Regions from separate parts of the Homo sapiens genome. Here region 2 is linked to region 1. Evidence: read pairs that join two places in POLR2A ChIA-PET (ENCODE). Cell type or tissue: PC-9. All regions are shown on one strand. Links, peaks and the distances in the headings refer to the core of each region. The heading gives the core; the rest is flanking DNA. Region 1 has its middle 37 kb from the start of ATP13A3-DT. Region 2 overlaps ATP13A3 (ATPase 13A3).

The links. Peaks named below come from ENCODE experiments on the same cell type or tissue, not always from the same donor. Only the 100,000 strongest peaks of a DNase experiment are listed, where the experiment ranks them.
Region 2: POLR2A ChIA-PET joins it to region 1 with 11 read pairs; 5 of 35 experiments call an interaction of 5 or more read pairs at or near these places.

The regions. Positions count from the first base shown.
Region 1 is chr3:194,516,001-194,532,204 of GRCh38, reverse strand. No RefSeq gene overlaps it. Among named protein-coding and RNA genes, the nearest start is that of ATP13A3-DT, 37 kb to the right of the region's middle. RefSeq lists an enhancer at 11,131-11,425. In PC-9, for the core only: no CTCF peak of the experiment used is centred there; DNase peaks (open chromatin) are centred at 9,384 and 10,544; H3K27ac peaks cover 4,003 bases.
Region 2 is chr3:194,439,090-194,455,293 of GRCh38, reverse strand. It overlaps ATP13A3 (ATPase 13A3), which reads left to right. Exons shown (of 34, transcript NM_001367549.1): 9 at 902-1,036; 10 at 1,516-1,588; 11 at 5,018-5,149; 12 at 6,658-6,837; 13 at 7,285-7,442; 14 at 8,179-8,367; 15 at 10,508-10,569; 16 at 13,833-13,983. Among named protein-coding and RNA genes, the nearest start is that of ATP13A3, 40 kb to the left of the region's middle. RefSeq lists enhancers at 4,597-5,796, 7,292-8,491 and a silencer at 15,768-15,968. In PC-9, for the core only: no CTCF peak of the experiment used is centred there; a DNase peak (open chromatin) is centred at 7,883; H3K27ac peaks cover 654 bases.

The DNA of each region.
Region 1 (16,204 bases), core at 5,328-13,327:
TAGCAAAGTACCAAACCTGAGGGTGGTTTCAGGAAACCCCCAAATTTGCACACTTACAAACTTGTAAAAAAATCCAATTAGAAAACGGGTAAAAGACATGAACAGACATTTCCTGAAGAAGCTATACAGATGGCAAATAAGCACATGAAAAGAGTTCAACATCATTAGCCATTAGGGAAATACAAAATAAAGCCACAGTGAAATATTATTTTGCATTTTGCATGTAGCATAATAATATTTTTTATTTTAGGCTGGGCACGGTGGCTCATGCCTGTAATCCCAGCACTTTCGGAGGCTGAGGTAGGCAGATCACCTGAGGTCAGGAGTTCGAGACCAGCCTGGCCAACATGGTGAAACCCCGTCTGTACTAGAAATACCAAAAAAAAAAAAAAAAGTTAAAAAGATATTTTTTATTTTTGCCTAGCAGAATGGCTAAAATGAAAAATAATGACAACACCAAATGCTGGCAAAGATGTAGAGAAACTGGGCCACAAAAATTGCTGGTAGGAATGTGAAATGATACAACCACTCTGGGAAAAGGTTTAGCAGTTTTTAAAAATAAAACCGTGCGGGCTGGGCGTGATGGCTCACACCTGTAATCCCAGCACTTTGGGAGGCTGAAGCGGGTGGATCACGAGGTCAGGAGATCGAGACCATCCCGGCTAACACAATGAAACCCTGTCTCTACTAAAAGTACAAAAAAATTAGCCAGGCGTGGTGGCGCGCGCCTGTAGTCCCATCTACTCGGGAGGCTGAGGTAGGAGAATTGCCTGAACCCAGGAGGCGGAGGTTGCAGTGAGCCGAGATCTCGCCACTGCACTCCAGCTTGGGTGACAGAGGGAGAATCCGTCTCAATAAATAAATAAATAAATAAATAAATAAATAAATAAAACTGCATGAAACTACCATACAACCCACAGTTGCTCTCCTGGGCATTTATCTCAGAGAAAAGAAAACTTACATTCACACCAATTGTTCATAGCGACTTTATTCATAATAGCCAAAAACCAAGTCATGGTATATGCACAGGACGGAACACTACTCAGCAATAAACAGGAGCAAGCTATTGGTGTGTGTGTGTGTGTGTGTGTGTGTGTGTATATGTAATGAATCTCATATGTAATGAATCCCTAGGGAATTAGGCTGAGTGAAAATAGCCAATCTTTACAAATTGTATATTGTATATTGTATGCTTACATTTATCTATATTACACTCTTGAAATGACAAAATTATGGAGAAGAGACTAATAGTTGCCAGGAGCTGGGGGCGGGGAAAGAGGTGAGTGTGGCTATAAAAGGGCAACACAAGGGGTCCCAGTGATGATGGAACTGCTCTGTGTCTTGACTTCATCAATGTCAACAGCCTGGTTGTGATATGTTACTATACTTTACAAGATGTTACCACTGGGGGAAGCTGGATCAAGGGATCTCTCTTTTTTTCTTTTCTTCCATAAGTAAGGAAACAATCTCTGTATTATTTCTTATAATGTGAATCTATAATTATTTCAAAATAAAAAGTTAAATTAAATAAATCTGTACACAAATGTTTATAGTGGTTTTATTCATACTCATTAAAAACTGGAATCAATCCAAATGCCCAAGAACTGGTAAATGAATATATAAAATGTAGTAAAACCTTACAGTGAAATGCTACTCAGCAATAATAAAGAATGAACCACTGATATGTAAAACACGAATGAATCTCAAAAGCTTCATGCTATGTGAAAGGAGTCAGACTCAAGACTATCTACTATATAATTCCATTTATGTGAAGTGCTAAAAAAAAGTCCAAAATCTTAGTTATAAAAAGCAGATTAGTGGTTGCCAGGAGGCAGAGGGTAGGGGTGTAGAATGACTGAAAAATGTTTCAAGGTAATTTTTTGGGGGTAATGAAAATATCCTATCAATTTCATGATTGTGGTAGTGACTATATGATGGTATATTTGTTAAAACTCATTTATTGTGCACTTAACATTGGTGAATTTTATTGCATTTAAATTGTACCTCAATAAAGTTGACCCCAAAATTGGGCTAATAAATTTAGACTATTTTGCGACTTGCTTTTTCATTTAACTATATGTTGTGGACTTCTGGCTTCCAGACAGAGAGCTTTACCTCCTTTTTAATAGTTCCATAGTCTTTCATTGTATGGATGCAGCACAATCCCACAATTAATTTAATTAATCTTTCCTTGATGAGCATTTCTGCTGTTTCCAATTTTTTATTCTTTTTTAAATTTATTTATTTTTTTTGAGACGGAGTCTCGCTCTGTCACCCAACCTAGAGTGCAGTGACATGATCTTGGCTCACCGCAACCTCTGCCTCACAGGTTCAAGTGATTCTTCTGTCTTAGCCTCCCGAGTGGCTGAGATTACAGGTGTGCGCCACCATGCCCACCTAATTTTTGTATTTTTAGTAGAGACGCGGTTTCACCATGTTGGCCAGGTTGGTTTCAAACTCCTGACCTCAGGTGATCCACCCACCTCAGCCTCTCAAAATTTTTTATTCTTACAAGTAATGTGATGGTTAACCTTTTCATGTATCTTTGTATACCAGAGAAATTGTTTTTATTGAATAGACTTCTAAAAGTGATATTTCTCGGTTTAAGGATATATGTAATTAAAATTTTTGGCCGGGTGTGGTGGCTCACGCCTGTATTCCCAGCACTCTGGGAGGCTGAGGCGGGCAGATCACCTGAGGTCAGATGTTGGAGACCAGCCTGGCCAAGATGGTGAAACCCCATCGCTACTAAAAAAATACAAAAATTAGCTGGGCATGGTGGCATGTGCCTGTAATCCCAGCTATGCAGGAGGCTGAGACAGGAGAATCGCTTGAACCTGGGAGGCAGAGGCTGCAGTGACCAAGATTGCGCCACTGCACTCCAGCCTGGGTGACAAAGCAAGACTCTGTCTCCAATAAATAAATAAATAAATAAATAAATAAATAACATTTTCGTGTGAAGCACCAAAATGCCTGACAAAATAAGGTTGTGTCAACTTGCACTGTGATCAATAGTGAATGAGTCCTGTGGCTATTTCTAAGGCATTCTTTCTAACCTTATTTACTTGTTCCTTTTCCCACAGCCTTTTCATCCAGTTGACGTTTTTCTTTTCACAGCTCTCTGTAGGATTTCTGTAGCTCCAAACCTTGACTGTTGATGCTTTGTTAGGGCCTGTAGAATGACCTCGTTATTTGAGGATCATTCGATCAAAAAGGAGCACATATGATGGTGGAGAGACAGACATGAAAAGCAATTACTATATAGCATGAAAAATGACAAGAGACTTGTATATTACATATACTGATAATAATGATGAAAGAGAAGATGATGTTGTTGCTGATAATAGCTAAAAATTATTTAGCACTTACTATATGCCAGGAAGAAGTCAAAGAACTGTATAGACATTAATTCATTTCATTCCCACAACAACCCTCGGAGGTAGAAATTATTACAATTTTCCCCATTTGGCCGAGCGCAGTGGCTCATGCCTGTAATCCCAGTACTTTGGGAGGCCAAGGCAGGCAGATCACTTGAGGTCAGGAGTTCGAGATCAGCCTGGCCAACATGGTGGAATCCTATCTCTACTAAAAATACAAAAAAATTAGCAGCGTGTGGTGGTGTGCACTTGTAATTCCAGCTGCTCGGGAGGGAGGCAGGAGAATTGCTTGAGCCCGGGGAGGCAGAGGTTGCAGTGAGCCAAAATCGTACCACTGCACTCCAGCCTGGGTGACAGAGCAAGACCGTCTCATAAAACAAACAAACAAACAAAAATTGCACCATTATACAAACCCCTTGGCTGGGCATTGAAAAATGAGTAGGAGTTAATTAGGTGAAGAAAGGGCATGGATTAGGCCACGCGGTGGCTCATGCCTTTAATCCCAGCACTTTGGGAGACCGAGGTGGGTGGATCACTTGAGGCCAGGAGTTGAAGACCAGCCTGGCCAACACGGTGAAACCCCATATCTACTAAAAATACAAAAATTAGCCAGACCTGATTGCAGATACTTGTAATCCCACAGCTACTCAGGTGGCTGAGGCACGAAGATCACTTGAACCCGGGAGGCAGAGGTTGCAGTGAGCTGTGATGGCACCATTGCACTCCATCCTGGGCAATAGAGTAAGACTCTCAAAAGAAAGAGAAGGGCGGGGGTAGGGGTGTGGAGAGAGAGGGAAGGAAGGCGGGGGGAGAGGGAAAGAATGGAAGCAAGGAAGGAAAGAAGGAAGGAAGAAAAGAACAAAAGAAGGAAAGAACAGAAGAAAGAAAGAAAAAGAAAGAAAGAAAGAGAAAGAAAGAGAAAAGAAAGAAGGAAGAAAGGAAGAGAAGGGGAGGGGAGGGGAGGGGAAGGGAGGGAAGGGAAGGAGGAAGGAAGGAAGGGCATGGATTAAATGGAATCCTAGGAAGAATGAAAAAATGAAAAATGTTTAGTGTGTACAGGCTGGGCATAATGGCTCACACCTGTAATCCCAGAACTTTGAGAGGCCGAGGTGGGTGGATCACTTGAGGTCAGGGTTCGAGACCAGCCTGGCCAACATGGTGAAACCCCATCTCTACTAAAAATACAAAAATTAGTCAGGCATGGTGGTACACACCTGTAGTCCCAGCTACTTGGGAGGCTGAGGCAGGAGAATAGCTTGAACCCAGGAGGCAGGGGTTGCAATGAGCCGAAATGGCGTCAGTGCACTTGGCCTCCAAAAAAAAAAAAAAAAGGAAGAAAAAAAACGGAAGAAAAGTGTGTACAAAGGCACACTTTGTATGATAAAACAAAGTGCATTCAGATGTCCTGTGAGTAATTTCAGATGGCTGACATCCAGAGGGAACTAGGGGACAGGAGAAGAAGAAGCTGGAGCAAGCTCATGAGTAAGTGGACGTGAATGTTTCTCATTTCCTCTTGCTAAGTGCTTTCTCACACACTACGCATTTTGCTGGCGCAATCTTACTAATTTGTACTTTCTGATGAAGTCCAGGGGAAGACTTCTCGTTAGGAAGTAATTCCCAGATTGAGATGCAAATGTTGAGAAGAGTCAACCAGACAGAAGAGGAGATGAGTGTTCCGGCAGAGGAAGCTGTGTGAGGTGTCATGGCTGCAATTTTTCTTTCTTTCTTTCTTTCTTTCTTTCTTTCTTTCTTTCTTTCTTTCTTTCTTTCTTTCTTTCTTTCTTTCTTCTTTTCTTTCTTTCTCTTTCTTTCTTTCTCTTTCTTTCTTTTTTTCTTTCTTTCTTCCTTCCTTCCTTCCTTCCTTCTTTCTTTCCTTTCTTTCTTTCTTTTTTTTTTTTTTTGAGACAGGGTCACTGCCCTGTCACCCAAGCTAGAGTGCAGTAGGGCGATCTGGGCTCACTGCAACCCCCACCTCCTGGGTTCAAGCGATTCTCCTGCCTCAGCCTCCCGAGAAGCTGGGATTACAGGCGTGCACCACCACAACTGGCTAATTTTTGTATTTTAGTAGAGATGGGGTTTCACCGTGTTGGTCAGGCTGGTCTGGAACTACTGACCTCAGGTGATCCGCCCGCTTCGGCCTCCCAAAGTGCTGGGATTACAGGTGTGATGAGCCACTGTGCTTGGCCCATGGAATTTCTAAGGAACTGGCTGGTATTGAGGATGGCTAGGTATAAAATGTAAAGGGGGAGGAGACACAAATGAGGCCAAATAGGGTGGCAAAGACCAATCCATGTAGGCCACATTAAGGAGTTCAAACATTATGGTGGTTATAAAACCAATCAATGAAAAAGAAATGACCAAATATCCCCTCTAGGCAGGCCATGCTCCGGGGGCAAAGAAGATACAATGATGCGCAATATGATCCTAGCCTTCCAGAGGGCAAAGAAGATACAATGATGCGCAATATGATCCTAGCCTTCCAGAGGGCAAAGAAGATACAATGATGTGCAATATGAGCCTAGCCTTCGAGAAGCATACAGACTAGCTGGGAAGGTAAAACATGAGCAAACATAAGGAAGGTGATCAATGGTTACTAGCCACATATAACAAGAGATAAATGTGAAATGTTGGAGTTTACAAGAGAGAAAGACAACTGGTTGGGTAAGAGGCAGGGACAGTGGTAGGGAGAAGGGACAGGAGTGGGGCCTTAAAGAATGGGTACACTAGGCCAGGCACAGTGGTTCACGCCTATAATCCCAGCACTTTGGGAGGCCGAGGCAGGTGGATCACCTGAGGTCAGGAGTTTCAGACTGGCCTGACCAACATGGAGAAACTCCATCTCTACTAAAAAAACAAAAGTTAGCCAGGCGTGGTGGTGCATGCCTGTAATCCCAGCTACTCGGGAGGCTGAGGCAGGAGAATTGTTTGAACCTGGGAGGCGGAGGTTGTGGTGAGCTGAGATCGCGCCACTGCACTCCAGCCTGGGTGACAGAGTGAGATTCCGTCTCAAAAAAAAAAAAAAAAAAAGAAAAAGAAAAAGAAAAGAAAGAGTTCTCAGTGAACACTTAGTGTTTCTCATTATTTTGCACCTCTTCTATTGAATGTAGTCATTCTCCTTTGTTAGGTCAGGAACCCATGAGAGCATCTGACTGAAAAATCACAGACCATCACCCTATCCAAAAATGCATATATGGGCCAGGGGTGGTGGCTCATGCCTGTAATCCCAACACTTTGGGAGGCCAAGGCAGGCAGATCACTTGAGGTCAGGAGTTTGAGACCAGCCTGCCAACGTGGTGAAACCCCATCTCTGCCAAAAATATAAAAAATTAGCCGGGTGTGGTGGCACACACCTGTAATCCCATCTACTCAGGAGGCTGACATAGGAGAATCGCTTGAACCTGGGAGGTGGAGGTTGCAGTGAGCTGAGATCATGCCACTGCACTCCAGCCTGGGTAGCAGAGCAAGACTCTGTCTCAAAAAAAAATGTATATAGGTACACATGTATATGTACCATTTTGCAACATCAGGATGCTGAAACTTCATAGGTGGCTGAAACTTGCAGTCTTCAGGTTGAGAATTCCTGTCCCTCTGTGTCCAGCAGACAAGTGCTACCTGAAGGCCATGACGAATTGAGACAAAATTCTAACACTGCTACGTTATTGAGAGAAAGGATGAGAAGGTATGAAACAAATTTTAATGATGAATTTTTGTGGATTTTTGAAATGCATAAATGGGATGATTAATAATAACAAAAAAGCTCTGTTTATATCATCATAAAACACACTATAAATCTACGGGATTCAGTCTCCACTTGTATATCATCTGACACAGAGCTGAAGGTGGAGGAGAAAGGTTAACCCTTCTCATTCCCTTCCCCACCCCACATACAGTTGGCCTTTTCTGGTCAGGTTTCCGAGGCAGTAAGCATTTTTTTGAGCGCCTACAATGTGCCAGACACTGTTCTGGGCACCTGGGTAGAAAGAAAGATCTTGAAGACTCTTGCCCTGTAGGGAAGTTTATAGCTTGGGGAACAGTGGAGGAAGAACAGAAAAAAAATCACACTAATATTTAATTACTTAAAAAAATTGTTTTTTCAAGGCTGGGTGCGGTGGCTCATGCCTGTAATCCCAGCGCTTTGGGAGGCCAAGGCTGGCAGATCACCTGAGGTCAGGAGTTTGAGACCAGCCTGGCCAACGTGGTGAAACCCCGTCTCTACTAAAAATACAAAAATCAGCCGGGCATGGTCGCATGCACCTGTAATTCCAGATACTCGGGAGGCTGAGATAGGAGAATCGCTTGAACCCAGGAGGTGGAGCTTGCAGTGAGCCGAGTTTGCGCCACGTCACTCCAGCCTGGGTGACAGAGCAAGACTCTGTCTCAAAAAAAAAAAAAGTTTTTAAAACAGAGGCAGGGTCTTGCTATGTCGCCCAGACTGGTCGCCAACTCCTGGACTCGAGTGATCCTCCCGCCTTGGCCTCCCAAAGTGCTGGGATTACAGGCCTGAGCCACTGTGCCTGGTTCAAATCACACCAATAAAAGGGGTCAAAGGATGTGTTCAAATAGACTTGTGGAAAAGCTGAGGCAAAAAGAGGAGGTACTAATTTTGCCTGGAGGCAGAACTAGAAAAGAGCCCTGAAAAATGGGGAGGAGGGGCAAGATTCAGGAAGTATTCCAGGCGGGGAAGCTTCTTTTTCCCCTTTTAGCCATAGGAAGATAGAATTCCTGGGTCCCTCTTCCTGCCTCCACTAGTCTTGTCACCTGAGTTCCATACCAGCTATTTCAAAAAGAGAAAAGGCCCAAGGGTGTACAACCTTCCCTCCAGCAATAAGTAAAGGTGGTTACTATGTGCGAGGAGCTCTGCCAAGCATTGCCCAACTGTTACCTTTAATTCATACAACGGAACGGTGGTGTGTACTGTCACCATTTTCCTGAGAAAATTGGGTTTCAGAGCTAGAACTTGTCTCTTGTCACACAGTTATGGAGTGGCTAAGCCAGAACTGAAGCCGAGTCGACCTGACTTCAAAATTCACCTTCTGGCCAGGCATGGCGGCTCACACCTGTAATCCATCCCAGCACTTTGGGTGGCCTAGGCAGGGGAATCACTTGAGTCCAGGAGTTTGAGACTAGACCGGGCAACATGGCGAGACCCTGTCTCTACAAAAAAATGGAAAACTTAGCTGGGCATGGTAGCGCGAACCTGTAGTCCCAGCTATTCAGGAGTTGGGAAGATCTCTTGAGCCTGGGAGGTTGAGGCTGCAGTAAGCTGAGATGGCACCGTTGCACTGCAGCCCAGGTAGTCTGGGCACCACAGCAAGACCCTGTGTCCAAAAAAAAAGAGAGAGAAAGTCTTTATTTTGTTTGTTTAGCTTTTCTGTGGCTTCAGTCTTTAGTTTCCTTTTTGTTTATTTATTTATTTATTTATTTCACTATGGAAAATTTCTAACATAAAAGGAGACAGAATGGTATCATAAACTTCCACGATTCTATCACCTAGGTTCAATAATTAAGAATTCGGCCAGGCGCAGTGGCTCACACCTGTAATCCCTGCACTTTGGGAGGCCAAGGTGGGCAGATCACCTGAGGTCAGGAGTTCGAGACCAGCTTGGCCAACATGGTGAAACCCCGTCTCTACTAAAAACAAAAAATTAGCCAGGTGTGGTAGCACACGCCTGTAGTCCCAGCTACTTGGGAGGGTGAGGCAGGAGAATTGCTTGAGCCCGGGAGGCAGAGGTTGCAGTGAGCCGAGATCGCACCACTGCACCCCAGCCTGGGTGACAGAGCGAGATTCCATCTCAAAAAAAAAAAAAAAAAAAAAAAAGAATTCATGGCTAATCTTATTTTATGACTAATCCCTTCCTGGATTATTCTGAAGCAAATCATATCATGGCATCATTTTCACCCATAGACTTCAGTATGCCTCTTGGATCCCTTTTACTTGATAAGTTCCTCCTGCTTGTAATGTATTTGTTGAAGAAGCTGGGTCATTTATCTCATGGAATTTCTCACCATCTGAGTTTTGGCGACTGCATTCAGCAGTATCATTTAACACGTTCCCTGTCCTTGGCATTTCCTGTAAACTAGTAGTTGGATTTAGAGTAGTGACCAGACAGGTTAGTGATTTTTGGCAAGACTACTTCATGACTGTTTCTCATCGGGAGGCACTCATGTATTTGTCTTTTGACCGTCATTGATGATCAAAGTCCAGGCCTGTTAATTTACTAAAGATGGCAAAATGGTGATATTGTAATCCTTCTAGTCTTTCTCTGTTTAATAGCTGTAATACATCCAAAAAAGGTTTCCCTGATCGTCTATGCAGTTAACATAAGCTATATTTGTCACTGGAAAGGTAATATAAATGCTTCTCTCTCTTTATTTGCCAATTTTCAAAATAACAAATGGATCCCTAGCACCCACCAAAAGTGACCAATAGATTTAATTTTTAAAAAGCATGAATTCATGGTTTTAAACATTTGATGAGCTTCAATTCATCACAGTTATAATTCTTATTGATGCTCAGATTATCTTATTCTTTGGTTAGTGGGGGCCTCTTCAAGTTGACTGAGTCTGTTTTTTTGTTTTTGTTTTTGTTTTTTTTTTAAGGGAGGGGGTTACTATGTTGCCCAGTCTGGACTGGAACTCCTGGGCTCAAGCCATCCTCCAGCCTCATGCTCCTGCCTCATCCTCCTGAGTAGCTAGGACTATAGGCAACTAAGTCTTTGTGATATTTTCTTTTTTTTAAACAGGGTATCGTTCTGTCACACAGGCTGGAATGCAGTGGTGCAATCATGGCTCAAGGGACCCTCAAACTCCTGGTATCAAGCGATCCTCCTGCCTCAGGCTGCAGAGTAGCTGAGACCATAGGTGCATGTTACCATGCCTGGTTAATTTTTCAATTTTTTGTAGAAATGGGGGTCTCACTATATTTCAGACTGGTTTCAGACTCCTGGGCTCAAGCAATCTGCCCTCCTTAGCCTCCCAAAGTGCTGGGATTATAGGCATGAGCCACTGCAATAATTTTGGTGATTGCAACCAGCAGTATGATTTAACATGTTCTCTGTCCTTGACATTTCCTGTAAACTAGAAGTTGGATTTAGAGTAGTTGATCAGATTTAGGTTAGGGATTTTGGCAAGACTACTTCATGACTAATGTTTTTCATCAGGAGGCACATAATATCTGGTATTTGCCTTGTGAAATCACCCTATTGTTCTTGATAAATGCTTGATTATCAGGTGTATAATATGATGTTCCAGGCTCATCTTGTACATTTCTTTCCCAGGAGCCCAGATCTGGAATCAGCCATTTTTCTAAGGAGCCCTGCTTTCTTTTAGTAAATGGCATTTAGAGATCATATTCTGTGTGCAAGAAATGCTTGCTTTTGAATTGATGATGGTTTCTAGAAAGAATTTTTTACAAGCAAATACTTTATGGATTCTTACTAATAGTTCTATTTCAAATTTAGGTAAGACTAAAGTGTTTCTACTTAACTTTATTGATCTTATATCCATACCTGGGATGTAAAACATCCCACTTTTCAAAACAACATAATTACTCATTGCTTTATCCTATAATACATGCAAAACAGTCTTACCAACTGTATTAGTCCATTTTCATGCTGCTGATAAAGACATATGCAAGACTGGAAAGAAAAAAAGGTTTAATGAACTTACAGTCCCACATGGCTGGGACGGCCTCACAATCATTGTGGAAGGCAAGGAGGAGTAAGTCACATCTTACATGAATGGCAGCAGGCAAGAGAGACAGCTTGTACAGGGAAACTCCCACTTTTAAAACGATCAGCTCTTGTGAGACTCATTTACCATCATGAGAACCGCACAGGAAAGACCTGCCCCCATAATTCGATCACCTCCCACTGGGTTCCTCCAATGACACACAGGAGTTGTGGGAGTTACAATTCAAAATGAGATTTCGGTGGGGACACAGCCAAACCATATCATCCCGCCTCTGGCCCCTCCCAAATCTCATGTTCTCACGTTTCAAAACCAGTCATGCCTTCCCAACAGTCTCCCAAAGTCTTAACTCATTTCAGCATTAACTCAAAAGTCCACAGTCCAAAGTCTCATCTGAGACAAGGCACATTCCTTTCGCCTAGGAGCTTGTAAGATCAAAAGCAAGTTAGTTACTTCCCAGATACAATGGGGGTACAGGTATCGGGTAAATACAGCCATTCCAAATGGGAGAAATTGGCCAAAACAAAGGCGCTCTGGTCCCCATACAAATCAGAAATCCAGCAGGGCAGTTAAGTCTTAAATCTCCAAAATGATCTCCTTTGACTCCATGTCTCGCATCCGGGTCACGCTGATGCAAGAAGTGGGTTCCCATGGTCTTGGGCAGCTCAGCCCCTGTGGCTTTGCAGGGTACACCCTCCCTTCTGGCTGCTTTCATGGGCTGGTGTTGAGTGTCTGCCGATTTTCCAGGCACATGTGCAAGCTGTCGGTGGATCTACCATTCTGGGGTCTGGAGGACAGTGGCCCTCTTCTCACAGCTCCACTAGGTGGTGCCCCAGTTGGGACTCTGTGTGGGGACTCCAACTCCACATTTCCTTTCCACACTGTCCCAGCAGAGGTTCTCCATGAGGGCCCTGTCCCTGCAGCAAACTTCCTGGATATCCAGGCGTTTCCATACATCCTCTGAAATCTAGGCAGAGGTTCCCAAGCCTCAGTTCTTGACTTCTGTGCACCCACAGGTTGAATTCCACATAGAAGCTTCCAAGGCTTGAGGCTTGCACCCTCTGCAGCCACGGCCCGAGCTGTACCTTGGGCCCTTTTAATCATGGCTGGAGTAGCTGGGATGCAGGGCACCAAGTCCCTAGGCTGCACACAGCACGGAGACCCTGGGCCTGGCCCAAGAAACCATTTTTTTCCTCCTAGGCCTCTGGTCCCGTGATGGGAGGGGCTGCCATGAAGACCTCTGAAATGCCCTGGAGACATTTTCCCCATTGTCTTGGAGATTAATATTTGGGTCCCCATTTCTTATGCAAATTTCTGCAGCCAGCTTGAATTTCTCCTCAGAAAATAGAATTTTCTTTTCTATTACATTGTCAGGCTGCAAGTTTCTGAACTTTTATGCTCTGCTTCCCTTATAAAACTGAATGTGTTTAAGAACGCCCAAGTCACCTCTTGAATACTTTGTTGCTTAGACATTTCTTCCACCAGATACTCTAAATCATCTCTCTCAAGTTCAAAGTTCTGCAAATCTCTAAGGCAGGAGCAAAATGCCACCAGTCTCTTTGCTAAAACATAACAAGGGTCACCTTTGTTCCAGTTCCCAACAAGTTCCTCATCTCCATCTGAGACCACCTCAGCCTGGACCTTATTGTTCATATCACTATCAGCATTTTTGTCAAAGCCATTCAACAAGTCTCTAGGAAGTTCCAAACTTTCCCACATTTTCCTGTCTTCTTCTGAGCCCTCCAAACTGTTCCAGCCTCTGCCTGATAACCCAGTTCCAAAGTCGCTTCCACATTTTTGGGTATCTTTTCAGCAGCACCCCACTTTATTGGTACCAATTTACTGTATGAGTTTATTTTCATGCTGCTGATGAAGACATACCCGAGACTGGGAAGAAAAAGAGGTTTAATGGACTTACAGTTCCACATGGCTGGGGAGGCCTCACGATCACAGCGGAAGGCAAGGAGGAACAAGTCACATCTTACATAGATGGTGGCAGGCAAGAGAGGGAGGTTGTGCGGGGAAACCGTTTTTAAAATCATCAGATCTTGTCATTCACTATCATGGGAACAGCGCAGGAAAGACCCACACCCATAATTCAATCACCTCCCACTGGGTTCCTCTCATGACATGTGGGAATTGTGGGAGTTACAATTCAAGATGATGTCGGGGTGGGGACACAGCCAAACCATATCACCAACACGACCACATTTCTCATTTCATTACTAAAAATGGTTTCAGATATTTTACAAGGTTTTTTGGTTTGGTTGGACTGGGTTTAAGTTTGGTCATTAGGGGATCTCCCATTAGGAATATACAGTGGAATTCCTGAGTGTTAAGGTCATTTGCAATAGTTTCTCACTGTGTAGTTACACCATCAACTCAACAGATTGACTTGTTTCATTTTGTCAAGTCTAATTTGGTTTTATACTTTTCTAAAGTACTATATCCACAAACTTCCAACATAAATCTATAAAACAAGATATATTTAGAAAAGTCTAGCTTCTATCCCAATCCTCTCACTTTATTTCCTCTCTCCTCCTATGTGATGTATGGTATATTCATATTCCCCTCTCCAATGATAGCATATTATCAGAATTTTCTTCACCTGGCTTTTTACTCATTAGGTTATATTCTGGTGATCACAACATATAACATAGAAATATGCCTCATTTCCTTTCAAAGCTGCATGGCACTCCATTATGTGTAGGTATCTTAGTTTATTTACTCCGTTCCCTATTGATGGGCATTGAGTTATTTCCAGTCTTTTGCTACTACCAATGTTTCTGTAATAAATAGCCTTATGTATATTAATTTTTGAATTTTTGACTGTGTGCCGTTTTTATTTTTATTTTTTTTAGAGATAGGGTCTTCCTATGTTGCCCAGGCTGGTCTTGAGCTCCTGAGCCCAAGAGATTCTTCCACTTTAGCCTCCCAGAGTGTTAGGATCGCAGGCATGAGCGACCACATCCAGCTGAAAGTGTGTCTTTAGGATGGATTCGTAGAAGTGAGATTTCTAGGTCAAAAGGTAAATGTCTATCTAAAATTGCTGGATATTGCTGCATTGCTCAAGAAACTTATTCTGTTGTGGAAGGAATTATAATGAAGGGATTAGGAAGTGGAGGAAGAAAACTGAGACCTCCCTGAAGGGCTGACATCAACCTCCCTATAGGAAGGACCCACCTTGACAGGTGGTTTGTTCACATGCGGCTGAGAAGATTAGGGTGCTTTTCACCCTTCCCAAATCCTCACTGAAAGGAGGTGGTGCCACTCCTCACCCTGAACCTGTTGCCATGCGCTGCCTCACCAGCTCCTTAAAAGGAAGGCAGTGGTTAATGTTAAAGCAAAATGAATAAGCCTCATAAACTAAAAAGTGGAAAATAACCTAGCAACTTATTACCATCCAATTTCAGTCAGTTCACTCCCTCAGGAAAGCAAATTGCAATCAGGAGATGGTGCCATGCAACCTGCAGCAGCGCGTTTGCAGAGGACAACCCAGGGTCGAATGGGCCATCTCCCTTAGCTGGAAAGACGGCAGGCCACGTTTCTCAGCACTGTTTTTTTCAGCTTCTGATGACACTGAGGATCTCCTGGAGAGTTCCCTGGCAGCAGAGCAAGGAGTTTTGATTTCTGAGTGTTTCCCTGGAGCAAGGGCCTGCCCTGTTGGCTACAGGCACCGTCTGGTGAAGTGTAGATCTGCCAGGCTCCTTGATATGCTTGTTCCAGCAAACTGATGGCACTATCTCTGATGCCTCCACCAGATTTTGCCACTGTCTACCTTGGATGGTCACCCTGCATGGACAGGCCTGGCTTTGCATACAAGGCTATATATTGTGGGGGACTGGTCAGAGCGGTGGAAAAACTATAGGGAAAGGATGCAAACCTTCTGAAAGGTCAGAAGGTTCTGCAGAGCCTGGGGGGAGAATAGCAGAAAGCAGCTGTTCTATAACCCTGGGGCAGAGGGCAAGGAGTAGGTACAAGGGAGTGTGGGGGAATTTATCTTAAACAGGCTTGTTTACTTATGTTGACCAGGAACTGACTGTTGATCATCCGCGTGCATGATGTTGCCTGAAAAGGGAATGATAAATGTTAATTACCTGCAGGTTGTGTTGGCTCCAGGTTTTCGTCATTGTGCCTGCACTGAATAAAAGCAAGCAGCTCCAGCTCTCGGGCTGCTCTCTGGACACTAGAGCCAGGCAGTCGCCTAGCTGCTCTTACACTGCATACCTCTGTCTGAGTACTCATTTCATCTGTCAGCCAGGGTCTGCGGGACAGACCCAGCAATACATGCCCTGAAGACGGGGGTCCTGTCAGCATCACCTCTGGATCCCCAGGAATGCTGGTGCTGACACCAGGGTTTACCACCAGCTGGTAAAACTAGGGCAGCCTAAAAATGGGAACCCCTTCCAAGCCTTTTGTGAGGATTTACAGATGCAGAGCTGTGGTATGGAGCCCTTCGTAAAGTATCAAGTCAAATACAGATGCTCCTCGACTTAAGTTGGGGTTACGTCCACCGGCCATGGTGGCTCATGCCTGTAATCCCAACTATTAGGGAGGAGGAGGTGGGAGGATAGCTTGAGCCCAGAAGTTCGAGACCTGCCTGGGCAATACAGCAAGACGCCGTTCTCCACAGAAAGGAAAAAAAAAAGACAAAAAAAAAAAAAATAACCAAGCAAGTGTAAGATGGGGTTATATCCCTGTAAACCCATCATCAACTGAAAATATCATTAAGTCAGTCACCATTAACTCAGGGACTGTCTGTACAGGCATTGTTATTATTAGAGTAAGCACTTGATAAATGCTTAACAAACGAGTAAATAAATAGTGGTGTGGAAAAAAAAGAATGATGAGAATAAACGTCCCCGAGGCCAGGCGTGGTGGATCACGCCTATAATCTCAGCACTTTGGGAGACCGAGGTGGACAGATCACTTGAGGTCAGGAGTTCGAAACCAGCCTGGCCAACATGATGAAACCTCATTTCTACTAAAAATACAAAAATTAGCTGGGCATGGTGGTGTGAGCCTCTAGTCCCAGCTACTCGGGAGGTTGAGGCAGGAGAATCACTTGAACCTGGGAGGTGGAGGTTGCAGTGAGCCGAGAACGCACCATTGCACTCCAGCTTAGGTGAAAGAGTGAG
Region 2 (16,204 bases), core at 4,090-12,089, 76 kb after region 1:
AATTGATAAAATACCATGACATTTGGGTGGGTGAAGTTCATTGCCAAGGTCTCCCTTTATCTCTTTTTCATTCAGGATTTAATACTTAGTTATTATCTTAGAGAAAGCAAAGTAACATAACCCATTAACTCATATTTGTCTTTCCTTTGACCTCCAGTTAACTTTTGATATATAAGTAAATTTGTGTTTTGAGTTTATAGTAAGCAAACATTTTTCAATTTCGTTAAAAGTTTTGTATTCTATTAGCCCAGAGCACAGTAATTGGAAATAAATGTACTTTATTGCCAAAGCAGATTGCAGAACGGCTAAAATCATACACTTACTAGCCTTTTCTAGCTGAATCTATATTTGGATGGTATGAATCTAAATGGATGCCAGTAATTTAAATTAACCTTATTTAGCCAAATTCTAGTATTTTAATGATAATAAGAGTATGATGGCATATTGCCCTACCTTTTTTTTTTTTTTTTGAGACGGAGTCTCGCTCTGTCTCCCAGGCTGCAGTGGCGCGATCTCGGCTCACTGCAAGCTCTGCCTCCCGGGTTCAAGCCATTCTCCTGCTTCGGCCTCCTGAGTAGCTGGGACTACAGGCGCCTGCCACCATGCCCAGCTAACTTTTTTGTATTTTTTAGTAGAGACAGGGTTTCACCGTGTTAGCCAGGATGTTTTGATCTCCTGACCTCATGATCCGCCCGCCTTGGCCTCCCAAAGTGCTGGGATTACAGGCGTGAGCCACCGCGCCCAGCCTGCCCTACTTTTTAGGGAAGTACATTTTGCCGTAGAATACTATGGAGCTTATCTTGTACATATTTGTATCTTTTTGTTTGTCAAATGAAAAGATGGACAATCTGTATGGTCATTAATACCTCATTCAGTTTGACTTTAAAATCTTGTTTTTTAGGTTCTCAACCCATTTTACATTTTCCAGCTGTTCAGTGTTATACTGTGGAGCACTGATGAATACTATTACTATGCTCTAGCTATTGTGGTTATGTCCATAGTATCAATCGTAAGCTCACTATATTCCATTAGAAAGGTAAGTTCAAATTTATTATGGGTTTCACAACTGTATTTGTATTTTGTAGTAACATCTAATGTGTGTAGAATAGTACTCAGCACAAAGTAAATTCTCAATGCAGTCATTATTTTAGTTGCATGAATATATGCTCCTTCTCCCCTCCCTTTTTGTTTGTTTTGCTGGTTGGGAGGTTGGGGATAGCAGGTGCTTTGTAGAGTCAAGACTCTACCACTTGACTGTCTAGAGACCATAGGGATCTGTAGTTGCTGATCACAGACTGGAATACTGGAAGGTACTGTTTTCAGGGCTATCCTGTTAAAGTGCTTCTTGTTTTGTCTTGAACTAAAACAATGAATACTCTGAATTTCTGACTCGACATTTTATAAAGATGGAGTGATATGCATTTATTGAATTAACTTATTTTTTTAGCACTCTGGCTTTTTTCCTGAGGAGTGGGTTCATATTGGCTAGTTTCTAACTTCTTTTTCCTCTTTCAGCAATATGTTATGTTGCATGACATGGTGGCAACTCATAGTACCGTAAGAGTTTCAGTTTGTAGAGTAAATGAAGGTAAGTAATTGAATGTTGGAAGAATAAATCAAAAAAGATACCTGTTAGGCATAATGTGTGAAGTAAGCCCAAAGTATAATACATATACATTCTTTGATTGATTGATTGATTGAGTCAGTGTCTCTGTCACTTAGGCTGGAGTGCAAAGGCACAATCTCAGCTTACTGCAGCCTTGACCTCCCAGACTCAAGTAATCCTCCCACTTTAGGCTCCCGAGTAGCTGGGACTACAGGTGCATGCCACCATGCCCAGCTAATTTTTCTATTTTTTTTTTTTTTAGAGACAGGGTTTTGCCATGTTGCCCAGTCTGGTCTCAGACTTCTGGGCTGAAGTGATCTGCCCACCTGGGCCTCCCAAAGTGTTGGGATTACAGGTTTGAGCCACTGCACTGTGCACCCGGCCTTTTTTTTTTTTTTTTTTTTTTTAAAGTCGATGTGGTCTCACTGTTGCACAGGCCTGAGTGCAGTGGCTCAACTTACCCTCCTGTCTCAGCCTCCCAAGTAGGTGGGACTACAGGCTTGTGCCACCATTCCTGGCTAATTTTTTCTCTTTTTTTGAAGAGGCGAGGTCTCACTGTGTTGCCCATGCTGGTCTTGAATTCCTGGGCTCAAGAGATCCTCCTGCCTCAGTCTCCCACAGTCTTGAGATTACAGGCTTGAGCCACTCTGCCTCGCACATACATTCATTTTTTTAAGAACTAAAAGTATACATTTCAGTTCCTGAGTTTGTATCAAATTCATTTATTTATATAAAATTGTATTTTTCTTCTATGTAGCAGGCACTATGCTAGGCTCTGGGGATTCGGTGTAGAGATAACAGTAGTAACAGTAACAATACAGTGTGACAAATGCTATGATAAGGAGAAGTCAGCCAACTTATGTATTAGGGGAGCTCATTTACTGTAGGTATCAGGGATGACTTCTTTGATTAAGTGCTTGTAAGTGATGACTATTTGAATTAGCCAAATAAGAGGTAGGTGAGAAGTTGATAAGGGGAGGCTGAGAGAAGGAGAGAAGAGGGTTCTAAATACCCAAAGGCCTAGAAATTAGAGATTGTGTGGACATTATAAGAACTGAAAGAAGAAATTTAGTATGACAAATACAGCAACTATAAATGATGGATAGCTCTCTGAAGCATGTTAGGGATTTGGGCTCAGTCCAAAAGACAGTGGAAAGCCATTGAAGGCTATTATTATTAATTTATTTTATTTTATTTTATTTTTTCGATAGAGTCTCCTTCCCAGGCTGGAGTGCAGTGGCAATCTTGGCTCACTGCAACCTCCGCCTCCCAGGTTCAAGGAATTCTTGTGCCTCAGCCTCCTGAGTAGCCGGGATTAGAGGCATGTGCCACCACGCCCAGCCAGTTTTTTGTATTTTTAGTAGAAACAGGGTGTTACCATGTTGGCCAGGCTGGTCTCTAACTCTGGGTCTGAAGTGATCCACCCGCCTTGGCCTTCCAGAGTGCTGGGATTACAGGCGTACACACCATCACACCCAGCTAATTTTTGTGTTTTTAGTAGAAACAGTGTCAACCTTGTTGGCCAGGCTGGTTTGGTACTCCTGGCCTCAAGTGATCTGCCCGCCTTGGCCTCCCAGAGTGCTGGGATTACTGGCATGAGCCACCATGCATAGCCACCATTGAAGGGTTTTAAGCAGAGGAGTGATAAAATACTTGCCCTTTGGAAAAAAATCATTCTGGCGTCCACATTCAGACTGGTTTAGAGGAGAGTAATACTGAAGACATGCCCCCCCGAATCAAGGTAGCAATTGCGGAGATGAAAAGAAATGAGTTCAAAAGATACTTAAATGTGACCATTGAACAGGATTTGACTCATTGGATATGAGGCCATGGAGCAGTGTCTGGCTAGGTGGATGGATGTTGGTGCTGTTTAGTTAAATAGGAAACTGGAAGAGAAGCAGGCTTGCAAGAATGGTAATATTTTGGACGTGTAACTTGTCTGGCAAGATGTTGAAGAGGTAAAGGAGGCAGCACAGCATCATGGGCCTTGGAGGCAGAAGCCGCTTTGATTTACTCAGAACACCAAATCAGTCTCCATTTTCTTGACTCAGACTACACCCAAGAGATTGCTTCCTTCCCTGTGCTTCCTGGCCACTTGCTACTCTAGCTAGGAAGATCTGCCTCCCTTAGCTGAAGTCTAAGATGTGTAGCTTATTGATGCCTCTCCTCTTCTTGTTCTGCTGTTGCTGAATATAATGGGGATGCCAGGGCAGACATACCATTCAACTTGAATCTTCCTTACCCACTTTGTATAGTCTTACATGTCATTGATACCTTGTTTTCTGGTACGCCTAAAAGGAGTAGAACTTCAAGTGGTATTTAAAAGCTTTAAGAAAAGTCAAATTTTTACTTTTTTCTTCCCATCTGAGGAATGGATTTATTTTCTTTTTAAAGAAATCCAAATTTTTAAAAGAAGGGATCTTATTTTTAAAACGAAGATCGATAATATCTACTATGTACTAAATGTCATTCTTTAAAAGTTGTTCCCTCATAATTTAGTAAATTACTTCCTTTTTTAAAAAAAGGAAAGAAAGAGTGTTTGTCTTACAGGCTAACATCACAAACAATAAGTTTCTTCTCATCCATCTCCATTTATAAACTAGTGTGACTGTCTTCTGAGCACAGTATTAAACCTGGACAGGGAGAGGGAGGGTGTTAGAGAATGAGAGGAAAAGAGAGAGAATACCTACATATAAGGTGACCCTAAAGAAAAGCCTTTCACCCTTCGGAAGATCTTTTCATTTTCATTTTTCTTTTTTTCAAACACCAACTTGTACCAGAGGGAAGATCTTTTTTTAAAAGTGTTTCACTAAAATTTGTAAGGAAATAATGAGCTAGATAAAATATTACAGTGTTTATTTAATGAATTTACTCATATTTAAAATAATATCTAAAAAGAGTAATTTAGGAATATTGAGGCAATGAGACTTGAAGGTTATAAATAGTGGCAGTGAGAAAAGGAATATTATAGATAAGCTGTTGAAAAGAAAAGATGCTAAGTTTTCTAGTGCTTCCTTCTGTTTCCAAGGGATTATAGAAATCGGAGTTTGTTTGACCTGTTTCACAGGCATCTCCTTTGTGGACTCATTGTGTCTCTTCCTTAGGCTAATAGTCACCATTTATCATGGACGGTTGTCATGAGTGTTGAAGCACACTTAACCTGCTTCGTCAGAGGGTACTTGGCATCACCGGTGCACAGCTGGTGTCCTAGCAGGAGACTAACTAGCTGACACACCGTGCTTTGTTAGCCTAATAATCTTATTTGTTAAAACTTGCCATTTGTTGGATTTTTCTATTTTACCCCATTATAAACTTCTTATTGAGATCAGATGACTTCTGAATAGCATTTGCTGTATTTTTCCAAGGTAAAGAATATCTTTTTCAGATTTTTCTTTCTTTCTTTAATTTCAGAAATAGAAGAAATCTTTTCTACCGACCTTGTGCCAGGAGATGTCATGGTCATTCCATTAAATGGGACAATAATGCCTTGTGATGCTGTGCTTATTAATGGTACCTGCATTGTAAACGAAAGCATGTTAACAGGTAAGCTAAATGAGTAAATATCAACATGAGTTGTTCATGATATATCATGACTAAGTTAGTGAGTAAGCCTTTTCAAAATTAGCTATGTCATTTGTACCTTTACTCATGAATATGTTGGATATTGGAGATTTAAAATTCTGAGTAGACCGAATTCTGCATTATACTCAGCTGTAATACTAGATACTGTGCTATAGTGTTGGTCACATCTCTTGACCTCACTCTGGCTACTCTTTGGACCTTAGGAAATGGTTTAAGGTTAGGGAAGTGGAAAGGCGGCCTTTTCCCACAGAAAATGTGGCATACAGTATTTGGTTCCCCATTTGATGTGTAAAAAGTGGGAATAAAGAAAGATTTTATATTTTTCTTGAACTGAGGAGATACAGGCTTTAAAATGACTTCCCTTTGGAAATTCACAATCTTGAGGTAGAGCTTGATTTTTTTTTTGTTTTTTTTTTGTTTGTTTGTTTTGAGACAGAGCCTTGTTCTGTCACCCAGGATGGAGAGCAGTGGTGCGATCTTGGCTCACTGCAGCCTCCGCTCCCAGGTTCAAGCAGCTCTTATGCCTCAGCCTCCCGAGTAGCTGGGACTACAGGTGTGTGCCACCATGCATGGCTAATTTTTGCATTCTTAGTAGAGACGGCTTCACCACGTTGGCCAGGCTGGTCGTGAACTCCTGTCCTCAGGTGATCCATCCACCTTGGCCTCCCAAAGTGTTGGAATTACAGGCGTGAGCCACTGTGCCTGTCCAATATCTTATTTTAATCGTGTGAATTTTTTTTTTAATTGTCCTAGTTGATCTGGCTAGAAAATGATTTATATGTAATACATTTTGAAACTGTTAAGAGTCGTGTCTTAAAACACACAAACACATATCTCGTATCTTAAAACACACAAACAAATACATATCTGACACACATGCCTTCTTTGAAGCAAGAAATGTGAATGCTGCAGAGAATTAATTTTAAAAAGAATTTGGCTGTTTGTGGTTGTTTGAGAGAACCACCACATTACTCATTTTCACATCTCTTTTTTGCCCAGCTGTCTTTTCTGTTCTGTGTGTGTGTGTGTGTGTGTGTGTGTGTGTGTGTGTGTGTGTGTGTAGGGGTGGATCGGGGTAGGCCCTCACATCTCTTCTGTACAGTGCTTTCCACTGTTACCATTAGTTCTTAGAGGTGCAGGGACTATAGCAACTACTTAATCTTTTTTGAAATTATTTGAAACTGAACAATGCAACTGTTTCTAAATATAAACAAATATTACCTTTGAGCCACAAATCACTTTCTGGAATTATTGTGGGAGATAATATTTGATACTTCTATGTGAGGAAATTGGTAGACAAAAAATTAAGCCATGTTGTCCACATATACAACTCTCAGTGATTATTGTAAACAGTATGGTAGCATTTAAAATATTTAACAATTTAATATTTTTTGGTGTTCGATACTGATTCCTGTGCTTTCGTTTAATAATTTGTAAACTGTTTTTGTTGTTGTTGTTGTTTTTTAAAGGAGAAAGTGTTCCAGTGACAAAGACTAATTTGCCAAATCCTTCAGTGGATGTGAAAGGAATAGGAGATGAATTATATAATCCAGAAACACATAAACGACATACTTTGTTTTGTGGGACAACTGTTATTCAGACTCGTTTCTACACTGGAGAACTCGTCAAAGCCATAGTTGTTAGAACAGGTAGGAAACATCTTAATTAATCTCTTTTTGCATGTTTCAGCATATTTGATACCTACTAAATGTTTAAAAAGAGATTCTGGGCTGGGTGCTGTGGCTAACGCCTGTAATCCCAGCACTTTGGGAAGCCGAGGTGGGCGGATCATGAGGTCAGGAGATTGAGACCATCCTGGCTAACATGGTGAAACCCCGTCTCTACCAAAATTACAAAAAAATTAGCCGGGCCTGGTGGCGGGCGCCTGCAGTCCCAGCTACTCGGGAGGCTGAGGCAGGAGAATGGCGTGAACCCAGGAGGCGGAGCTTGCAGTGAGTCGAGATCACACCACTGTACTCCAGCCTGGGTGACAGAGCGAGACTCTGTCTCAAAAAAAAAAAAAGAGAGATTCTGTTTTGGGAGATAATTCTCATTTTCTTATAAAAATATCAATAATTGTCTTCTTTTTTTGAAAGGATTTAGTACTTCCAAAGGACAGCTTGTTCGTTCCATATTGTATCCCAAACCAACTGATTTTAAACTCTACAGAGATGCCTACTTGTTTCTACTATGTCTTGTGGCAGTTGCTGGCATTGGGTTTATCTACACTATTATTAATAGCATTTTAAATGAGGTATGTATGTGGGACTCTTAATAGGGTTTGAACCTCAATTATTTATCATATGCAGCTATTGAGGATTTGAAATGTGGCTACTGAGAATGAGGAACTAAAATTTTAAGCTAATTTAATTTTAATTAATTTAATGCTAACAAAGTCATGAGACTAGTAGCTATGATATTAGAAAGCCCAGCTATAGAACATTTCCATTGTAAAGGATACTTCTTTTGGGTGCCTCTGGTTTAGATGGTCTTTTACTTGGTCTTGTGACTTTAAAAAAAAAAAACAGGAAAAAAAACCCCCCCACATAATCACCAAAAGCTTTATTTTCTCTTTTTTACCTCTGAGATGTAATATACAGTGTTAAAATGATTTGTGGTTAGTTAATTGAAGGCGCCGCTTGTCAGAAGTGGAGAGTGGTACAGTAAGGTGTGTGCACGCTGAGTCAATATCTGATAATGATTGTTGACCGGCTTTGAAGTGTGTCATGTGTGAAGTATGTAGCGCCTTGAAAATGAGATAAGTTTCTTTTGAAAGTAGCTGTCATTCTATAATCCATTGAGCTTTTTTATTTTGCAGAAATATCTGAAGAAAAAAATTATATATGGTTAATAGATATGTATATACACACACATACATAAAATTGAAATATACAATTGAAAATGGCTTACAGATTTTCACTAAAGAAATACCCATATTAAATCCGTAAATAATACTGGGGATTTGACATTTATTTTTGTGTTAATTGTAGGTACAAGTTGGGGTCATAATTATCGAGTCTCTTGATATTATCACAATTACTGTGCCCCCTGCACTTCCTGCTGCAATGACTGCTGGTATTGTGTATGCTCAGAGAAGACTGAAAAAAATCGGTATTTTCTGTATCAGTCCTCAAAGAATAAATATTTGTGGACAGCTCAATCTTGTTTGCTTTGACAAGGTGGGTTCAGTTTCATAGTTACTTTCAAAGGTTACTTCGTAGCGTTTAAATATTTAGATCAATGTTTTTTATTTTCTTTGTCAACAAATTTGGACACATTCTGTCATGTTCCTCTAATTTTCCTTTTCCTCCACTTATTTGGTATATGCATCATTTTTCTATACCATAAGTTCTCACTTAACATTACTGATAGGTTCTTGAAAACTGCAACTTTAAATGAAATGAAACCAGTTTTACCATAGGCTAATTGATACAAATGAGATTTAAGTTCCTATGCCATATTTTGGTCACAAAAAATCACCAAACTTCTAAATAAAGATCTAAAACACTTCTGATATTAATCATTGAAATAAATATGAGCTATACATTCATTTAAGAAAGAAATAAAAACAAGTAAGGTAATTATTTACCCAGTTGTTTTATTTCAGGCTCCTGGGTAGTGGGAGCGTATCTCAGCAACTGGCGGAACGAGGCAGGAACCAGCCCTAGACAGGATGCCATCGTATCGCAGGGTGTACTCACACTCGCGCAGACTGGGACCATTTAAATGTGCTGGTTCACTTAACTTGCGTAGCTTTGATGTGGGAGGAAACTGAAGTACCTGGAGTGAAACCCATGCAGACAGGGAGAGAACATGCAAACTCCATGTAGATAGTGGTCGCGGCTGGGCCTCAGCTCTCCCCACCACTGGCACCCATCGTGTTATAAAAAAAGACGGACAAAACAATCGTATTTGAGGACATGCTATATTTCTTATTTTCTCAATTTTTAATACTTTGGATATTGCTTATTTGCTCAAAGCTTCAGTTAACTCCAGAATTAGGCCTAGTAGTATTAATAGTAGTAGCAGTAAAGATTACGTGACCTTTAATTTTTTAGACAGTAATTCTTATTTAACACAATAGGCTCCATACATATATATTTATTATGATTTTATTGCTTGTAAGTGTGTATGTTTAGTGTTTGCTGTATGATTTTATTGAATATGTTTAAGAATTATGAAGGTCACTGATTTTATGTGAAAATGACAAATTATGTACCTGTGTGAAGTATATCTTGCCTCTTAGAAAGGTTTCTCCTTTCCTGAGCTGGAATTTTCTTTAAAGTTTTCTGAGAATTAAACTTTGACCAGAAAACCTTCTATCAAACTTTTCTGGGTAACTGATGTGATACAAATTTGATTTTTGTGCATTTCATTATTACAGAAAAAAATGGGAAACATGTTCTGTTAGAAAAAAATATGTCACATACTGCTACAATTATTTCATATTTATCAGTTCAAAAAATTTCACTTATGCTTGTCTTTTTTGGAAACTTTCCTAAAAGTTTTAAGACAAAAGTGGAGAAAAGATGTGTGTATAATAAACACTCATTTACTCATTACCCAGCTTTATCAGTTATCAACACATTGTCAGTCTTATTTTATCTATCTGCTCATTTTGAAGGGGACAGCATCAGACATTATTTCACTCATAACTACCTTAGTATGTGTCTAGAGGATATTTAAAATATCACTATCACATTTAACAGAATTAGCAATTCTTTAGTTTTTCTAATATCCAGTTGAGATTTCCTCATATCTCTAATTTTTACTAGTTGATTTTTCAGTCAGAATCCAAATAGGGATTACATTGCTTACAATTAACATGTAACAATTGCCTTTACTTACCCCTTATCTCCAGTTATTTTGTTGAAGAAACCAGGTCATTTACCTTGTGGATTTGGCCAGTTGCTTCCTCCTGATGTACTTTAACCTGTTCCTCTTGGCCCTCCTTATACAGTAATCCTTCCTTTTTTGCTTTATAGGCATCCTTTATTGATTGATAAGATAGGTTAACTGGTGCATCCTTCCATTGATTTTTTTTTTGATAGTATAAGCACGTAAATATATACCCCTCTCTGCCCTTACGCAGAAGATTTGTGATCATTGTTTGCACCCCCTCTCCCACTTTAACCATATGTCCTGGAAGCCATTCTCTGTCAGGGATCTTGCCTGTTTCTTTTTTTAACTCTGTAGAACTCCATTATGTTATATGTAGCATAGTTTCTAATGCTGTGTGGTTGCTTTTTATTTTTATTTTTGGGTTTTTTTTTGAGGCATCATCCATACTTTGTGCATGTGTGCTTTTTTGTTTTTTAGACTGGAACTCTAACTGAAGATGGTTTAGATCTTTGGGGGATTCAACGAGTGGAAAATGCACGGTAAATATTAGTTAGACTTGATAGTTTATTAGTTTATTTTTAATATTTTAACATGTGCAACATTCAAACATAAAGGAAGTAATAGACAACTGTGTACCTATACCAGGATTAAACCGTGGACATGTTGCCATATTTGCTTCAGATCGCTTCCTTTAGAATATTAAAATATTATAGAAGTTGCCAAAGTCCCACTGTATCCCTTCCCCAATTCCTACTGCCATTCTGAAATTATTTTTGCATATTTTATATTTTTTCTAAGTATAAATCTATAAATAAGTATCCATGAATGATATACTGTACATATGTTTTGCTGCTTTTTTCCCCTCTCCAAACTTTGTTTTCAAGATTTATCCATGTTGATATGTGCAGATCTAGTTTATTAATTTTAACTGCTCTGTCTTATTCCATTGAATGATTAAACCTTGTCTGTTCTTCTACTAAGGGACAATTCTGTTTTTTCTTCTTTTTTCTCTGCACTGTTGCAAATAGTGCTGGAATTAAAGTTCTTACACATAAGTCCTTGTAGGCATGTGGCTGAGTTTCAGTAAGCTAGATCCCTGTAAATGGAAAGGCTGGGCCGTAGCATGGGCACGGCTTCAGCTTTATGCTTTCTCTCTCAGTGGGTAAAGATCTTTTTACTCCACATTCTTGCCAAACTTAATATTGTCAGACTTGTAATTTTTGCCAGATGGATGGATATGAGTATTACATTGTGGTTTTTACATTCTTCTCATTTCTTATAAAATTGAGCATCTTTTCACATTTTGGAGGGAGGGTCATTTAGCATTCTTCTGTGTATTGTGTGTTTATATCCTCATTTTTCTGTTGGGAAGTCTATCTTATTTGTTAGAGGTCTTTTTTATTTTCTGGATAGGAATCTTTTTCAATATTGTGTATTGAAAATTATCCTATTAGTCTCTGGCTCATCTCTTTACTTTTGTTTCTGTTGCTTTTTGAAGCTCAGAAGTTTTACTCCTGTAGTTTTGTTTGTGTCTTCCCCCCTCCCCCTGTCAAAAGTCTGCTAAATTTTGGTGTATATAGCTTGAGAGACAGTATTGTTTGGCCAATGTAATTTCAAGAGTTGTTGTGTCTTGGAAAATAGTATGTCACGTTGTGACCTTTCTTATCTCTAGTAATGCATGTTGCCTTAAATTCTGTTTTGTCTTATAATTATATAGCTCTATACCAGCTTTCTTTTGCCTGATGTTTGCCTAGTGTGTGTTTTGCCACTTGTTTACTTTTCAGTCTTTCTGTGCCATGATGTGCACATTTATTCAGATATATTAGAAATTATTTCTACCATTGCTCCCCCAATTTACATACACATTTTCACATTCTCATTTTTTCTCTCATTTTCTCACTTTATGCATCCCAATCTTATACTGCTTGTTCTTACATTATCAATATTTATACTTAAAGTTCATGGATGTTAATACTGCCTTTTAACCACTCCCCTGCCCCCCAAAACAAACCTATGGACTGTAAGATACTTTTGGTTATTCTCCTCCCTTCCTATATGTATTTGTTGCATAATATTTTCTGATTATTATTTTGGTCTTATACAGTCTGCATGCTTAGATTTACCTAGGTGTACTAATGCCTTAACCATTGCATCTTGTGTAAATTGCCATCTTCTGTAACTACATTCATTTGCTTTGTTTCACTGTCACTCTTTTTTTTTTTTTTAAGTGAAAGCAAATTTAAGAAAGTAAAGGAATAAAGAATGGTTCCTTCATAGGCAGAGCAGCCCACTGTCACTTGGGTGGTAGTGTAACTATACAGATTTCTAGGTTTGACATTTGTGTTCTCTCAATACTATGAAGCTGTTATTTCATTTCTCTTAATACCTTTTGTTAATTGGTACTGATAAATCTTAGTCTTTTTAGTAATCTTTTTTTTCTCTGGTTGCTTGAAGAATATTTCTTCACCCTTAATTTCTGCAGATTCACTGTGATCTTTTTATTTGTGTGTACAGGATTCATGATGCTTCTTGATTTCATGCTTTCATGTTTTTCATAAATTCTGGAAAATTTTCAGGCCTTTTTTACTTCCATTATGGCCTTTTCCTTGTGTTTTGTTTTCTCTCCTTCTGGGAATCCTAACCATGTGTTGGACAACACATGGTTTACTTGGTTCTTTCCAAGTCTGCTCCCACCCCTACTCTCGCATCTACAGTGTCTTACTCTTTGTATGTCTAATTTTAAAATGCCCTTTTTGCATTCTTTCAGATTTGCCATTCTGTTATCTTAAATTTACGGGATTCTTTATTTTTTTATTTTAAACATAGGAATTGGTATGGGTGTCTCGCTATATTTCCCAGGCTGGTTTTGAACTCCTGGCCTCAAATGATCCTCCTGCCTCAGCCTCCCAAAATGCCGGGATGACAGGCATCAGCCACTGCCCCTGGCCAAATTTATAGGATTCTAATTCTGTCTTTGTTATGTCTGTTGACACTCTTGGTGAATTGTTTGCTAGCGCATCTTTAAATTATGGACTCATTCTTAACAGAATTTTCTTTGAGCTCCCCTCTGGAGAAGTTCTGACTTTGCTTGGCTAAGAGCCCCAGTGGTAATCAACGGTGTCATACAGGCTTTAACTGACCTCCTGTGTTTCAATCCTTGCTCTGCTACTTATGGACGGTGTAACCTGGGACAAGTCACTTAACCACCCTGCTTCAGTTTTCTCATCTATAATGGGGGTAATAAAACACCTTTTCTATGGTGTGAGGATAATGGGCCAATAAATTTAAAGTTCTTAGAATAATGCCTGGTGCATAGTAAATATTATGCAGATATTAGCTATTTTCTTGGACTTTGGGTGAGGAAAAAGACAAGCTTATTCATAATTAATGCCTTTAGGTCTGTGGGTGAATTTTTTCTCATCTGCCCTTTTCCCAAGGGCGTGTAGCTCTTCAAGAGTACTGGCTTTCCTGAGTCAGAGGGATCCTTTCAGTACCAGCTACCCACTTTGCATGGGGCCAGACTTTGTTTCCTGTCCTTTTGTGGGTATTAAATCCCAAGTTCTTAGTTTACTGAGATGGCCCCCTCCCTTCATCCCCCCAGCAGCCATAGCATCAGCTCAAGTTCACACCCCTCTGGTTTTCTTTTCCCTGTATTTCTGACACTTGACAGTTTCTCTTTCTTAGGAGCTCAGATTGGGATTTAAAAGATTTTTTTTTTAATTACAAAACCAGAAAAGCCCTGTTAGAATATTATCTTGAATCTTAGAATTTATGAAACTAATTCAGTGTGTCTTCTGCTTAGATTTCTTTCACCAGAAGAAAATGTGTGCAATGAGATGTTGGTAAAATCCCAGTTTGTTGCTTGTATGGCTACTTGTCATTCACTTACAAAAATTGAAGGAGTGCTCTCTGGTGATCCACTTGATCTGAAAATGTTTGAGGCTATTGGATGGGTAAGTCAAATATTTTAAAATACAAATAACTTTAGGAAAATAATAGTTAAAAATTAAATTACCTCATACAAGGATTATTTCTGCTTTTTGTTTTAATGACAGTCTATCTTGTACCCTAAAAGGAGCTATGTAATTTCTAAAGCTACATCAACTGGAGAAATATTTTAAAAATCATGCAAAAGTAACTTTTAGTTAACCCATTTAGTACACCTTTAATAGAGGCTGACCAGCTCAGGCCCCTGCTTTGTGTTTAAGGTAAACCAGGGGTCAGCAACTTGGGGAGGGTAGAGCAGAGCCAGTAAGATGATCTCAACTGACACAATTTCTTGGCCACAGGCAAAGGTGTATAAAGTCGTTTGTCTTCATTGCTCTTTTTTACCTGTCTTTTGTTTACTGTGTCCACATACATGCACATGTTTTTGTTTGTTTATAACTTCCTTCTATTTTTGCCATTGGGACTTTTAATTTCTAAGTGCCTGCTTACGTTCTCTGGTTGTTATCATTTTACAGCATTCAGTTCTTCTTTTATAAATACAAAGTCAGTTCATTTTAGAGTTCCCTTCTGGCTTCTGAATTATTTATTTTCTTTGAGGTTATGGTCTCCTCTGGCCCCCACCCCATGGCTGGTGTCTCTCCTTCATGCTCTTGGTTTTCATTGTACATCTGGATGGCACTTTTTTACTCTAAAAATGAAGATCTGATTTGGTAATTCTGCATAGCTGCAGTGAGCTACTTCAAATTTTACCCTTGCCCATATGTATGTTAGTGTTTCTGATCGTGAAGGCTTGTTGGGGGATGGGGGATGGTGCTTGCTCTGTGTCTGGTGGGGTCTTATCGACAGGGGTTCTTAAAGTTTCAAAGGAATAGTTTCAGAGTTAGCCTCTCCGTTGCTTTCCTCACCCATTCTCACCATGCTTGCACATGTGGAGCTCTGTACTCTGGAATCCTCACCCTCATGTCAGCAGCCTTTGCTCTGTCAGACATTCAGTTTATGTCTCTGGAGGAGGACTCCCTGGTTTTTTGTTTGGCTTTCTTTAGCTCAGCTACTCTGGCTGATAAGTGTTCCTGCCTCACCTGGTATCTTGTGTTTGTTCTGGGCTACTGTTTCGTTCCCGTTTGTATCCATCCATAGGTTTCAGTTTGCCCTTTGTTTCCATATTTGAAATCCCTTCCTTCAGGTTTGTTTTCTGTTTACATTTACAGGATCCTCCCTTCCCTCTTCCCTGCCTCCCCACCTCCCTCCCTCCCTACCCACATTTTGAAAGGGAGAGAGGGAGGAGGTGACTGGATAAGTGCTCCATCTGCCAACTACTGAAAGTCCATGGTAAACACTCTTGAAGTTTAATTCTGAAAAGGAGGCCTCACTTCATTTATAGAGAGAATAACAAAAATGGGCTGATTTATCGTTCTTCTCTAAGCTTTTCTCCAACTGAATAGATTTTCAGTAGATTTAGTGTTCAGTGTTGGTGTATCTTCAAAGAAATTAAGAAAATGTGTATAATGGCATATTTCATTGGCCCTGAGTTGCTTTGATGCTTGATCCCACCAGAGCTTACTTATCCGTGAAATGGTTTCACATAGCCAGTCACAACTGTGACTTGATGTGATTGGTGTCATATGATACAAGATGCAGATGTCATATGATACAAGATGCATCCCAGTTTTAGAGATGTTAAGATACGAAAAAAGGTGTCTTAGAATTGTACAAAATTGGCTAATTTTTCACAGTTCCCTATTGTTTTCTCATTTATTGATCCCACTAATTATAGTGTGTGTTTAATATACGTTTTTCTTCGAATGTTTTTCACCAAAAAAGGTTCTTTAAAGTATTAGCTTAACTGGAAGTATTCAAGCTGAGAAACTCTAAACTCATATCTTTGTGCTTTAGCCTGTTCTTGACCCAGCGGTTCTGCTAACCATATCTGAGCTCTATGTACTTTTGAATCCTTTCTTGGTAGCAGAAAGGAATCACTGGATGAGCCTGAAAATTCTGGGGACTACAAGAACCTTTTATCTTTTGCAGAGCTAGTCTCTAAACCCAACAAGTTGTAAGAGTGAAGTGAGATCAGTTTCTATTTCTTTATTCTGCTTCTAACCCTGAATGAAGCAACCCTTCTCCCATGGGTTGCTAGGTATCTAACTCACCATCTTTGTTCATATTTTCTTTTACTTATGTTAGTGATCCAGTAGTGCTCATTTGTTCCTTGGACATACATTTTTT